Linked DNA regions of Mus musculus: region 1 is linked to region 2. Evidence: chromatin contacts called from ENCODE Hi-C or POLR2A ChIA-PET data. All regions are on one chromosome and are shown on one strand. Each heading gives the region's core, a stretch centred on a gene start or an enhancer-like site at or near the end of the contact. The rest is flanking DNA. Distances are from core to core; before and after follow the strand shown. Region 1 has its middle 37 kb from the start of Wdr26. Region 2 overlaps Gm31986 (a long non-coding RNA gene).

Region 1 (6,974 bases), core at 3,630-6,129, 710 kb before region 2:
GTGAGTCCAGGGTCTCCATTTATGTCTGTCTGACTTTGCAGTGGAACCACAAACAGGTATGGTCCCTGTGGGGATCCTTCTCAGCCTCTGGGTGGGCTCAGGCTTTCCCATAATATGGGAATTTAGTTTAATGATTCCCCTGGAGAGTGAGGGCACTGTCCCCAGGCCCCATAATCATCTCCTAAAATCTTGTTTTGCTTGTTAACAGGTGACAAAGATATTTCAAGCCTAGAAATAAAATCTTCCCACTTACATTTTTTTTTGCCACGACTCTGAATTTTACCTAGACCTCAGACATGCAAAGCAAGTGCTCTGTTATTGAGCTACAGCTTCAGTCCTTAATTTTTAAAATTAATTATTTTATGTGTATGTGTGTGTATGTCTGGTACCTAAGGTAGTCAGAAGAGGGTGCTAGACCCCCTGAAACTAGAGTTATGGATGGTTACAAGCCACCATGTGCTGTGGGGAATATTAAAAAACTAGAACTGTCTCGTTCTCACTCTTGTGCAGGCAACTCTCTGCCCCGGTGGCCTGGCTGGCCATGCACTGGCCAGCAAGGTCCGACCTGTTGACCTGTTTTTATCTCGTGTAGACCCTCTGGCCCCAGAGCTCCAGAAACGTCTCCACACAACTCACTAGGTTCCCACTGGTAAGTCATTACCACGCCAACCCCAAGCTTCAAAACCCTCCATGGCCTTTGTGGTGTACCTCAGGCAAACTCACGCTTTGCCGCCGTACCTTTCTCTCTTGAACCCAGACAAGCCGATGTGTGGAGGAAAACACAACCCAAACTTAAATCAGAAACAACAGTAACTCAATTACCGGGAGCAACAACTAAAATACTATCTTGTAAGCCCTATTAGATCTGATTCCTCTGGTGGCGAATCCTAATGGATCCACCATTGAAACCCGGAGACACTCATAATTATATCTTGTCCTCACGCTGTCCTGTCCAAAAGGATCTAACTCTCCCCTGCTTCCTCTTTCTCACTCTCCAACCTGGAAGTCCCACCTACTCACCCAGTGATTGATTTGGCTCCTTCATTTATTAGGGGATTGGTTCACAAGGTCACCTGAGTATGACTCATTCCTTGTCCGCAGCCCCTCCCAGGAGAGCAGAATTAGCATCAACGTACAAACAGCGCCAGGCCCATCCACGGCAACCAAGTGTGTGTTGGGAATCAAACCAAAGAACCCGGGTCCTCTGAAAGAGCAACAAGTGCTCTTAACCACTGATCCAACTCTCCAGCCTTCCTCAATTCTTGTGTTTTTGAGACAAGCTCTCTCTATGTATCTTTGGCGCTATAGAACAGTGTGGCCTTGAACTCAGAGAGAGCCATCTGCTTCTGCCTCCCTTGACAGTATAAACCCTAGGCTCCTTAGGGTTGTTTGTTTGTTTTTAAGGAATCATTTTACTGAAAATTATTTAGCTAACTATTGCTTATAAATTTGATGTGGTAGGTAATAAAGAGATTATTAGGCATACAACTGAGTTATGTGATAAATACCCTGAGACATTTTTATTTGATTTGCCAGCCACCTATATTTCCAATAACTGTCTTGCCTGTGCTCTCCTGGGTGCAGTCACATTGCTATTATTTCTGGACTCAATTGTCCAACTTTTAAAATAGAATTTACTACAGGATTGTAGTTTGCATTTTAGCTTTAAGTGTTAGTTTATAGGCTGTAACCTCTCTATATAAAATTATGTCTATAAGTGTGCCTGTGTGAATTTATGTTCACCACGTGTGTGCAGTTGCTTGAGGAGACCAGAGGAGGGCTTGGATTCTCTGGAGTTACAGGTGGTTGGGAGCCACCTGGTATGGATGCTGCAAACTGTACCTGGGTCCTCTGCGAGAGCAGTATGTGCTCTTAACTGCTGAGCCATCTCCCTTGCCCCCTCACTTAATAAAGTTTGGAAAGTAAACTGAGAAATGACTTACATCCCTTTCCCTCCGTGTAGCTACTGTCGTTTTATTAAATTCTACTCTGAAATTTCATCATATGTACAATGTGTTATTTAAAAATTCTAATCATGATTCACAAAAAGCTTGAGAGGAACGTTTTCCTCTTCATACCCAGTCACGAGCACTGTCTGTGTTGCTCGTGGTCTTGGTAGCCTACGTTTGAATATTTGCTCACTGCAGAATTTCTTGCCTTTCAAACATAGTGCAGTTGACAAGAGTTCAAATGTAAAGTGAATTGGGACCTCAAAGACGCTGAAGTAAAGCCAGCCATCCCTTTGTTAGCAGGGAGTGGTAGTGCAGACGTGGGCTAGAGCACATGAAAGCACTGGACACCATGACTTCTCAGACAGGCAGCAGGCAGCCGTTCGCAGTGACTTAGTTAGTTGTATTTACATGCTTTGTGGCTCCATGGTGGAGGAGGAAATAGAGTTGGGTATGTGGGTTGGAGGTGAAGGGAACAGGAAGGAAACTAAAGAACCCTCTGTCCTACAGGTCAGGGAGGCCTGGCCAAGGTTCTGCTAGTCCCGCTGGGCTTATCTCTGCCCAGAAGCAGCCTCACCGCAGCATCGTATGGACGATAAACTTGAATGTACTGAGGGATGGAAACAGAAGATGCAGCAGCCTGACTCTTGTGTTTGGTGTTTGTGATTGTATTTGTGTGTATCTCTGTTTCTCTCTCTCTCTTTCTCTCTCTCTCTCTCTCTCTCTCTCTCTGTGTGTGTGTGTGTGTGTGTGTGTCTGTCTGTCTGTCTGTCTGTCTGTCTGTGTCTGTGTGTTTGTGTACTTCTGACTGTGTATTGATGTGTAGAGGTTACAGGTCAACCTTGGGCAGTGTTCCTCTATTGCCATCCACCCTGTCTTTAATTTGGCCTGAAGTTCCCTAATTAAGCTAGACTGACTGGCATCAAGTCCCAGGGATCTTCCTGCCTCTGCCTCCCCATCACTGAGCTCACAAGCTGGGCACCACCAATGCTGTGGCTTTTTCTCATTGGTTTCTCGGATCTCACTCAGGTCTTCATTCTGAGTGGTAAAGCTCTTTCCTGGATGTGATATCTTTTGAGCCTCTTATCTTGGTTTTTTAAGAGATAAGATCTCGGTATGTTGCTCAAGCTAGTCTTGAACTCCTGAGCTCAGGGGAGGCTCCTGCCTCAGCCTTTTCAGTAGCTGAAACTCAGGACCTACACCGCTGTTCCTGGCTCTTGGATTATTTTATTTTATTATAGTTATTTTACACTAGAGGACCCTCAGGTGCTCCTGTCCTAATCAAAGCTGAGCTCCATTCTCCTCGTATTGTAAGAACAGGAGGCAAGTCTCCTGGAAAAGAGCACATTTGACCAGGGTGCCCACTAGCTTTCCTGTGCTGAGCTCATGTTAATGCACCTTCTGCATCGTCATAACACTGACTCTTTCAGAGGCTTTAGAGAGATCACGTTAGCTTTCTGTTGCTGTGACAAGTTACCTAAGGGAAAGGGCTTACAGGGAAGAAAGGTTTATCTTATCCCGTTGGCCCTGTAGACAGCTGAATGTCATAGCTAGGAGCACATGTTTGAGCAAAGCTGCTTGTTGTAGTGCCCAAGCAGAAAAGGGACAGAGGGTGTCTGAGGAACCAATACCCCACTTTGAAGAGTATGTCCCCCTAGTGACATAAACTACTTCCTATGAGGCTCTGCCTCCTAAAAGTTTCACTACCACCCAATAAGGTCACCAACTAAGAACCAACCATTCAATACATGGGCCTTTGGGGGACATTTAAGATCTGAAGCAAAACCAATGTCTAGGAAGCGGATGGCTTTCTTCTGTAGCTTCTGCCTATCTCTACTTTCCCAGTGTTGGGGACCCGTGTAAGCCCCACAAGAGTTTCTTCTCTGCACCCAGAATTCAAATACATACTCAGACACACTCATACTCACACGCGCATATACACACACACACGTTCTTGTCTTGGAAACCTGTTAGACATACTAGGTGGAGATAATGGCGCCAGTGTCTCTTCCTTTTCCAAGCTTGTATGAAACTCTCCAAGTTTGCCTCAGGTAAGGACTTGAGACTATGTCACACAATCCCTAGAGGCCAAATCCTGAACCCCAATTCCCTCTCAGTCCAAGCAGCATCCTTCCTGTGGCAGAGAAAGGGGTACCAGGATTAACCTTGAACTTTTATCTACTTAGATTTTTTTACTACAAGATCAATGGGCTATGGCTCTATGCTTAATTTTAACCTGACTTGCTTCTTTTCTGGACAGAGAAAAAAAATCCAATTGCTCGTGGAACATTATTGCCCTGTAGGTGTCAATCCAGGCGCTGCAGTCACAGCCATACAGCGAGAGCACAGAACAGAGTCGCACACCTATGTGGTCACACGTAGGAAAGGGCTCAGCATAAACATAGATGGTGGAAAGGAATTCTCCGCTGACCCTGCTGCCATGCTTGGGCCTGGGCAAGATGGTAGCTGCTTCTCTTTGGCCCGGTAGTCTTTGGGACTGTGCCTTAGCATCGTACCCTCTCCTGTCTCTCAGATGATGAGCATTTTCCCAAATGGGTTCATCGCATCCATGTCCTAGGGCACGTGTGGCCCTTTTGCCTGTATCAGTGAGTGTCTCATGCAGACTCGAGGCTGCTTGGGGGAAGGTCTTCTGGCCAGAGGCAGGTGGACATGGAGGAGGTTCTTCTGAAACTCATGGCTTCTGGTTTGGTTTCCTGCCCTCAAGGTCAACCCATTGTATTCTGTTGCTGGTCCCTGCTGCCTGTCTGGGAGGCTCCAACTAGCCTGGAGACCAGGGCAGCTCAGCAGCACCATGATGGTACCAATGGCAAGGGTGTCATGACACTAATGAGTCACTGCTGGGCCTAGTTCTCTGTGACTCAGACAGGAAGCCGGTAGCCAGTGAAACCAGAAGCTTCTGTGGACCTCTCTGGGTTGGAAACCCCTGGGTGTGTTTTAAGCTTCTATTTCTAGAAGCCAAAGGGGAAATCGGCATCAGAGAGACTGATTTACCCATATTCGGCTGTGTGGAGAGACAGGACTAGGAGAGAATGGTTGTGAGCCAGGGCTCTTGTTTCTTTTTTTTTTTTGGTCTTTTTCTTTGGCTCTTGTTTCTTAATCATACTACTAAAAAAATATCCTCTAAGAGTTTTCAGCTGGAGGAAAGCAACTGGAATCATGCAAATGAGACAGTTTGGAGTGCCATGGGAGGGGGTCCTAGGACAAGGGAGTGGGTGGAGCTGAGGGGCTGCTACAGCACAGGGCACAGAGAGAGCGGTGATGCACACAGCCCTGCCACTGTCGGCCCAAGGGGAGGCTGGAGCAGTTGGCACCGCTACAGCAGAGAAGGCAGGCCCTGAGTCAAAAGTTCAAACAAAGCAATTTGTAGTCCTTTATCTGATCACTTAAAGGAGAAGTCGCTATGCACACGTTTAAAAAGCTGTAAGAACTTGCTTTAAAATGTAAAATGATGAGCCTTCTGTTTCTTGAAATGTCTGAACAACTGGATCACATCTTGAGTGCTACTGAAGTTTTTAGGGCAAAAGCCTGAGCTCTGACGGTCCAGAAGAAATGACTTCTCCTGTCCCCAGAACACCAATGAAAAAGAGAAACAGTGAGAAAGAGCTGGGTTTGCTTAGTGGGGCCATGCTGGGGAGAGGACTAGATAAGGGGCCCAGTGACTGGTGGGGGGGGGGGGAACGGGGGAGGGACAGAGGAAGAATTACCACAGAGGCAAGTGGTCTGTACAAAGGAGCAGTCAGGGTGTGGGCTGGTTGGTCAAGTCCTGGTCAGGGTATGGGCTGGTTGGTTAGTGTCTCAGTCCTGTCCTACAAGGTGGCCTGAAGAAGTCCTCCCTTAAGGGGATCTTTCCAGGTTTTGCTATTCCTGGTGTCCAAGGTGACTGCAGGTTTCACACAGTGATTTTTCTCTGTGCCTTTCAGCCTTGAGGGCCACAGGATAGGTTGGACACTTCTGGAGGCCAGCAGGACAAGCAGATGCCAGCGCGAAGGAGAGATTCCAGGTTCCCTTCCCGCTTGCAGTAGCTTTGTGAGCTGAAGTGAGCAACCCATGCCTTTTTAGCAAAAACAGATTCTAAGCGCCGTTCTCTGAGGAGCAGCGGTGTGGGTTCTTGGCCTCTCTGCTGTGTACTACAAGCTCTCAGGGGAGAAGAGAGAAAGGTCGCTAAAGGAGCTGCCTGCGGCCCCCTCCCAGCCAGCCACATCTGGGGTGGTTTGATAAAATACCTGGGCTTATTACTTAACCAAAACAAGCTTGGGGCCAGGAATGGTGATGCACGCTTTTATCCAAAGCATTCAAAGAGGCAGAGGCAGGTGGATGTCTGTGAGCTGGAAGCCAGCCTGGTTTACACAGCAAGTTCCAGGCCAGTTAGGGCTATGTACTGAGACCTTGTCTCAAACAAAATAAAACAAAACAACCACAAGGAACAGAAACAAACAAACAAAAAAACCCAGTTATTTGCTTCAAGTACCCCTCCCATCTGTCATTCCCGGGCCATCAGAGCTAACTTCCTAACACAAATTCAGGCAGGCTACTTTTTTTTTTTTTTTTAAGTATTTAAGCAGGGCTTCCTGTTGCTGCATGAAGTTCAATATTTTGGCTCAGAGCAAAGAAAATCTTGGTTGATTTAACCCTCTAGTCGCCAGCTTCACCACTGATTGCTATGCTTCACATCTCTTGCTGCTATGCTGACTCTGGGTTGTTTCTTGGACATAGACTGAAAAGTAGAAGCTCAGACTGACTAGCAGAATGTAGAGGGGTTTATTCATTCTTGGGGTGGGGGAGGGGCACCTACAATCAAAGCAAGCTTCAGGCAAGGCTTGATCTAGCCACTTAGCAGTTTTCCCAAGAACCAAGTCTCCTTTTATTGATTCTGGTCCCCTGAAGCTCTTGGGCTGCTCAGTCTCTGAAGAAGGGCTCTGCCCCAGAGTTCCTAGTGGGGCTTCAGTCTGATTACACATAGGCCATGTCTGCCCCATGTACACCGCTCCCTGTGGGATGCAGTGG
Region 2 (6,390 bases), core at 1,624-4,123:
CGGAAGGGGCATTTTCGTAATCACTAATCGATATAAGAGGGCCCAGTTCACTGTGAGCACTGCCATTCCTGGGTCCTGAGCTGTGTAAGGAAGGAGGCAGGGTGAACCAGTAAGCAGCGTTCCTCCATGGTCTCTGTTTTAGTTCCTGCCTCCAGGTTCTAGTTTTAGATTCCTGCCTTGACTTCCCTCAGTGTTGGATCATGATGTAGGTGGTAAGTCAAACATTTTCTTCCTCTGATCCTTTTATCAAAGCATTGGGAAACAAACTAGGACACTTGTTTTGAGGATTCGAACTTAGGTCCTCATGCTTATGCTACAGGGGCCCTCACCCACAGAGCCATCTCCCCAGCCTCGAACTATCATTGTTCCACAATAAGAAAGTGTACACACTTGTATTAGTCAGGGTTCTCTAGAGTCACAGAACTTATGGGTAGTCTCTATATAGTAAGGGAATTTATTGATGACTTACAGTCTGAGGCCAATTCCCAACAATGGTTCAGTAGTAGCTGTGAATAGAAGTCCAAGGATCTAGCTAGCAGTTACTCAGTCTCACACAGCAAGCAGGCAAAGAAACAAGAGCGAGACTCCCTTTTTTCCACCACACCTTTAATCCGGGATGACCTTGAACTCAGAGATTTAATCTTCTGGAATCCATAGCCACTATGCCTCAAGATCTCCATACCAAGATCCAGATCAGAAACTTCTATCTCCAAGCCTCCAGATAAGGGTCACTGGTGAGCCTTCCAATTCTGGATTGTAGTTCATTCCAAATATAGTCAAGTGAACAACCAGAAATAGCTACTACAATGCCTAACTGTGTAAGTTTAAGAGTTGATAAATGTAGGTTCCCGTATGACCACCCCAATCAAGACATAGAACATTTCCACCTCCCAATGCTATGGTTTGAATGTGGTCTGTCCACCTCTGAGCTGGAGTTTAATCCCCATTGTGCCATATGAGAAGGTGGAAACTTCATACCACTTAGAGCTAATACCTTTGTGACAGGGTTAAGATTAGATGAGGTTCCCAGGTTGGAACCTCTGTGACTGAATATACGTGGTTTTAAGAGAAGTAGAGATACTAGAAAGCTTTCTCTTTCTTTTTCTCTCTCTCTCTCCCTCCTCCTCCTATCTCTCTCCTTCTCTCCCCCTTTACACCTTGCTGTATTTGGGGGAATTCTGCCTTCAAGAAGCCCATCCACCATCAGATACGACCTATAGACCTTTGGCCAGGACCAGGAGGCAAAATGAACCTCCTTTCTTTATAACTTCCCCATCCCATGGCAGTATGTTGTTAGCCAAGTGAAAGAGACTAAGGCATCCTCGAAAGTTTTGCCTATGTCCTTATGCAGCTAAGGCCCTCCCTGCCCTGTCCAAGGAGAGCACTGAGAGATCTCCATAATTAGAAATTAGTTTTGCCCACTCTGCTATGTCACAGGAATGGAATCACACAGTCACACTCTTTCACGACTAACCTCTCTGTTTCTGAGATCCACCCGTGTGACCTGCACACGATGCTGGATGCTGTATCAGTAATCTACTCCGTTTTATTGCCCAGAGGAGTTCCCCTGAATGAAAACCTTACTTTTTGGGTTTGACCCTATCCAAAGGAAACAAGGCAAAAGTTTTTGGGGGGATTTAACATTTTTATTAGGTTGAATCTTACCCAAAAATATGATCTGGAATTCCTTCTGTCCCTGCCACCCTTTGTGACCTGCGCTGTGCTGCAGGGCTCTGCCTAGTGCTCATACAGGCATTCCCAGCCACCTTATGGGTAGGATTAGATCTGTTTTCCCAATTTCATTTGCTTGGATTGGGAGGAAAGGCATTGAGTGTTATATAACTTTTCTAGGAACATATGGACACATTGCTACTCATCCAAGATAGATGTCCACTCCACTGGTGTCCAGCTTGGAGAAGCCATTAGTTTGTTGGGCTTTCTGCAGGAGTATGGGTGAGCTGTATCTTACAAGAGCCTGGATGAATGAATCATTGGTGGCCACCTCACCACAAGGCCCATCTCAGCATGAGGGCAACTCTCTACATGACTAGCAGACAGACTGGCTCTCAGAGACCCTTCCCTCCCTAGCAATCGCTCACTGCTTGAGGAGAGAAGCCTCATGAGTCTTGTAAAGTTTTGAACTTAGTGTCTATGAGTTTCTGGGACATAGGCACTTCCCTCTTTCCTCCAGGAGGGATTGTATCAATTAGGAGGAAAATTTTATACAAATATGTATACTTCTTGGTTAAAATAAGAAATTGTGAGCCTTAAAAAAAAAAGGATGGGGAATAAAAGACCTTGAAAACCAAAACCAAAACCAAAGAGTTTGCTCCCCTTTGACAGGCTGAGTTCTGGTGGCCTCAGAAAAAGGATGAGGCCATTGGTGGATCTGGCTCAGGTCCGACTGGGGCACTTGAGAGCTGGCTAAGGACTTGTTGACTGTTAGCTTCTGTGGGAGTCTACACTAGCCAGAGGGTATTTCCAGGACCACTTCATCTGCACTGTCTACCTGTGGCAAAGGCCTTTGCCTGGGGAATGAAGAATCTGCACAGTTGCTCCCTCTCCCACGCTTGATGACCCGCCCCCACCCCTGCTTAGCCAAACCTGTCTCCTGTGAGGGCAAGAGGTCATGGGCAGGGGACTACAGCAGACTCGGCTCTGGCATCCACTTGTACTGTCTGTGTATTCCTATAATATAGAGATGAAGTGACCCCCACAGGCTTATATGTGAACAGTAGTTTTCATCTGGTGATGTCATTTTGGGAGACAGCATCTTTAGGAGATGGAGGAAGTGGGCTCCTGAGGGGGTGGCCTTGCAAGTACATGGCCCTGTTTCCTGTCCAAGCTTTCTGTTTCCTGACTACCCGCGTGATAAAGAGCTCTCTCTTGCGTGTCATGCCACAGCAATGAGCCACTTCTGTCTCCGTGTCTTCTTAGCTCTGGTGGACTGTGGAGCCTGTCCCCTGTGGGAACCAATGACATTACCTGTTGAGTGTCAATCATCAGGAAGGTTTTCCTAGCCAGAGTGTTGTGCAGTGTGGCCTGCAGGGAGAAGACAGGCATTAGTGATATGACAGCCCCTCAGGGTGGAATCCTTAACCTGTATGTCTGCTGGCCTTTCTGGGAACTCACAGCTCACAGCCACCTCTCTTTAAAGGCTGGAAAGCACATCTTCTCTTCCCTAGGCAAAATGTAACAGAAGAATCTGAGGGGAGCCTCTGGCTGCACATTATGCAAAGTCTTTCATTTAATGCATCTGAGAGATGAAATCCAAGCTTCTTTCTAAAATTGGCTTCTATACATTGTCGTATCAGCTGTTTTACCCAATCTGTTCCCCTGTTTTATTCCTGTTTTGGTTATTGAAATATTTTAAAGGTATTTTTCTGGAGGGGTAAAAATACTTGTATCTTATCATTTTTCATTTCGAAGAAAGGTTGTAACAGTTTTTTTTCTTTTTAATTTATTATTCTATTTTATATGCGTGGGTATTTTGCCGGCATGTCTGTCTGTGCACCTTGTTCCTGGCTAGTACCTGTCGAAACCCAAAGAGGGTCTCAGATTCCTGGGGAATTGAGTTACAGATGGTTGTGTGTGCCACGTGGGTGCTGAAATCAAACCTTTTAGATCCTCTACCGAGCCATCTCTCTAGTGCCCCCTCCACACCCCAATTTTAGCAGCTTTAATTGGAAAAGATTTGATGGGGGAGGTAGATGGATTCTGGGTAATCTTGGGACTGGCTTTTAGAATAATAACATTTAATTTTTTCTTTTACATTTATTTGTGTGTGTGTGTGTGTGTGTGTGTGTGTGTGTGTGTGTGTGTGAGATAATTTGAGGAATCCACTTTTTGTTTCCACCCTGTGGGTCCTGGGAATCAAACATTCATCCCGTTAGCTCTGACAGCACGTATCTGTGCCGAATCATCTTGTCAAGGAATAACCCCATCCTCTCTCTCTAGCAGGCTGACTCTGCTACCTTCTCACATTGGAGTGTGCTGTAATCCCATCCTCTCTCTCTAGCATGCTGACATGCGACCTTCTCACACACTGGAGTGTGCTGTCTGACGTGAAGCTCATCGCCACTTCCCACCCTCACGTTTACCAGCTCACCTTTCTTCCTTTGCCCTTTCTCCTGGGTTTAGAGAAGCTTTTTGAAGGGAAGAAATGAACTTACAAGCTCATTCATGGTTTCATTGCTGGGATCTCTGTTCCCTCCCTATATTTAGAATCCAGCTGAATAACTTTGTTTAAGAAGATGAGTGCCTTATGTTTTGCCCCAGGACAGCAAGCCGAGCCTGCCTGTCTCTTCAGATGTCCGCGGATGAGGATGGTCAGTCAGGTGGCCGGCGGCTGCAAGTAACAAAAGCAGAGTTCAAACTACTTAAGTAGTAAAGATAGCTCCAGCTCTGTTCACTGAAGCTCTGAGTTGGGGTGAAGGCACAGAGGCCATGCACAGAGCCTGTCTCAGTTAGCTCTTCTCCTGGCGATGGCTTTATCATTAAGCTTGAGCAAGATGGTCCAGCCATATCATAATAATGATGTCATAATTGATGGTTATATAAATACATAGTCAAAAAATTACAGAAAAATAAAGACATCGTAATTGATAGTTCACAGGAGGAAAGTGAACCCAGGCTGATGTCCCAGGAGACACAATAGTCTATTGATTTTGAGGAACACAATACTTGAACTAAATCAAAATTCTGTCAAGAAGGAAGGCAGAGAGATGGGTGTTGGGGGAGCAAGGAGCAACATCCACTAGAGATGGGTTCCTTGATGTAAAGTAACAGCTCTTCTTTAAGGGAAATAAGGAAAGCGTTTATTCTGAGTCAAATATGAGTGGCCATGGCCTGGGAGCATGGATTCAAATTACCTCTAAATGACATCACTGATTGCCAAGAGGTTACATGAACTTTCCTAGGCACAGAACAAAGTCCTAAGTCAATAGGCTAACCAATTAACTCACACTAATCCATCAGTGTGAGTTCCTGGCAGGCACATCTGGGAGTGCAGGATACAATTTCTGCTATAGGTTTCAGGTACTGTCTAAACTCCATTCTGGGCTTTAGGGTGGTTACAGGCTGGAGGTCTGTGGTGCTTGGTGATTCATCCCCGTAAGTTTTATCTAGACAGGTCTGACATGTGAGGTCAGGGGCAGAGGTTGAGTAAATGACTTTTGAAAGGGACTAAAAGGGAAGGGAGGCAACATTTGGGATGTAAATAAGTAAGATGATTAATTAATAATAAAAAAGAAAGGGATTAAAGATACCCAACTGATCCACAGACTCCATCTCTCTGCAGCCACATTTTCTTTATGCAGACAGAGCTCTTCGGAGTGGTTTGGTTCATAGGTTCTAGATTCTAGTGGCTGTCTTCTGAGTCATGTTGAAATCAACCTAAACGATGAAAGCAATTTGAATACATACACGAGGATGTGGGAATTATCTGTTGTGCAAGCATGTAAGGATTTCTTCCCATATTTTTCTTCTCTTTTGTGGAACAAAGTCTTTTGTAGTCCAGACTGACCTGGACTGTATAAGTCAGTCCATTGCTAAGGATGATCCAGAGCTCATAATTCTCCTGCCTTTACCTGTCAAGTGCTAGGATTATATGCACTCACTCACTCACTCACTCACTCACTCACTCACTCACTCAGATTCTCACTTTGCAGCACAAGCCGGCCTCAAACTCCCAATCCTCTGGTGCCACGGGCTGGCTCAGTTGGTCCCTCAACCCTTGGGAGAAATCAAGGTCCTGGGACTCACGTGGACAAGGAATCAGTGAGTGACAAACAGACACAAACACAAGAGAGTGTTGGATCTGAATGTAATTTCTCAAAGCAAGCATCAGACTTATAATACAGAAGGAAACTAAGAAGTTAGGTGATACATTAGTCAAGGTACATTGAGGTTATCTGATACATAATGACTCTTTACACAAAACAGAGGAATGCATACATAAAAGCTAACAGGAACCAGGCAGTGTTTACAACTGAGATACAGTCAGCTCTATCTAAAGTCAGCTATTCTTAGGAGCCAGATGAGAGGGCTATACACCCAGGTGCAATTCTAGTCTGTGGGACTGTGATAGGCAGCCTATTTTGGTTGAATGGGGCTTGCTCTGGCAACCCAGTAGAGATCTCTACAAGGGATGGGAAAGTGAGCCATGTTCTCAGAATCAGGTGCCTGAAACCACAGAGCCCCCCAACTCCATAATTCTGTGACTACCAGTCACTCAGACAATGTCCCAAGCTTTTGGCAATAGACTCCACCTCCACAGACTACAGCTAGGTATGCTCCTCCCCACAGTTACCTGGCAACAGTAAGATAGCCCAGTGCACTATAAGAGGGGCTGCTTGGCCTTTCTTCACTCTCTTTAAGCTTTTACCTTTC

What was found. Hi-C counts contacts between places; a loop is a spot of excess contacts on that map. ChIA-PET counts read pairs that join two places held with the same protein, here RNA polymerase II (POLR2A).
Region 1: a loop to region 2 is called in a map of regulatory T cell, with 3 times the contacts of the local background. The contact joins two enhancer-like sites. A Hi-C loop is called at or near these places in 1 of 37 maps with a recorded cell type or tissue (regulatory T cell). POLR2A ChIA-PET finds 5 or more read pairs at or near these places in 1 of 5 experiments (embryonic stem cell).

What each region holds. Positions count from the first base shown.
Region 1 is chr1:181,245,261-181,252,234 of GRCm38, reverse strand. No RefSeq gene overlaps it. Among named protein-coding and RNA genes, the nearest start is that of Wdr26, 37 kb to the right of the region's middle. Within about 2 kb of position 4,879, at least 1 of the 3 ENCODE cell types and tissues checked has a DNase peak (open chromatin) inside an H3K27ac peak, as active enhancers do.
Region 2 is chr1:180,533,340-180,539,729 of GRCm38, reverse strand. All of the region lies in intron 3 of Gm31986 (a long non-coding RNA gene), which reads left to right. Among named protein-coding and RNA genes, the nearest start is that of Parp1, 32 kb to the left of the region's middle. Within about 2 kb of position 2,873, at least 1 of the 3 ENCODE cell types and tissues checked has a DNase peak (open chromatin) inside an H3K27ac peak, as active enhancers do.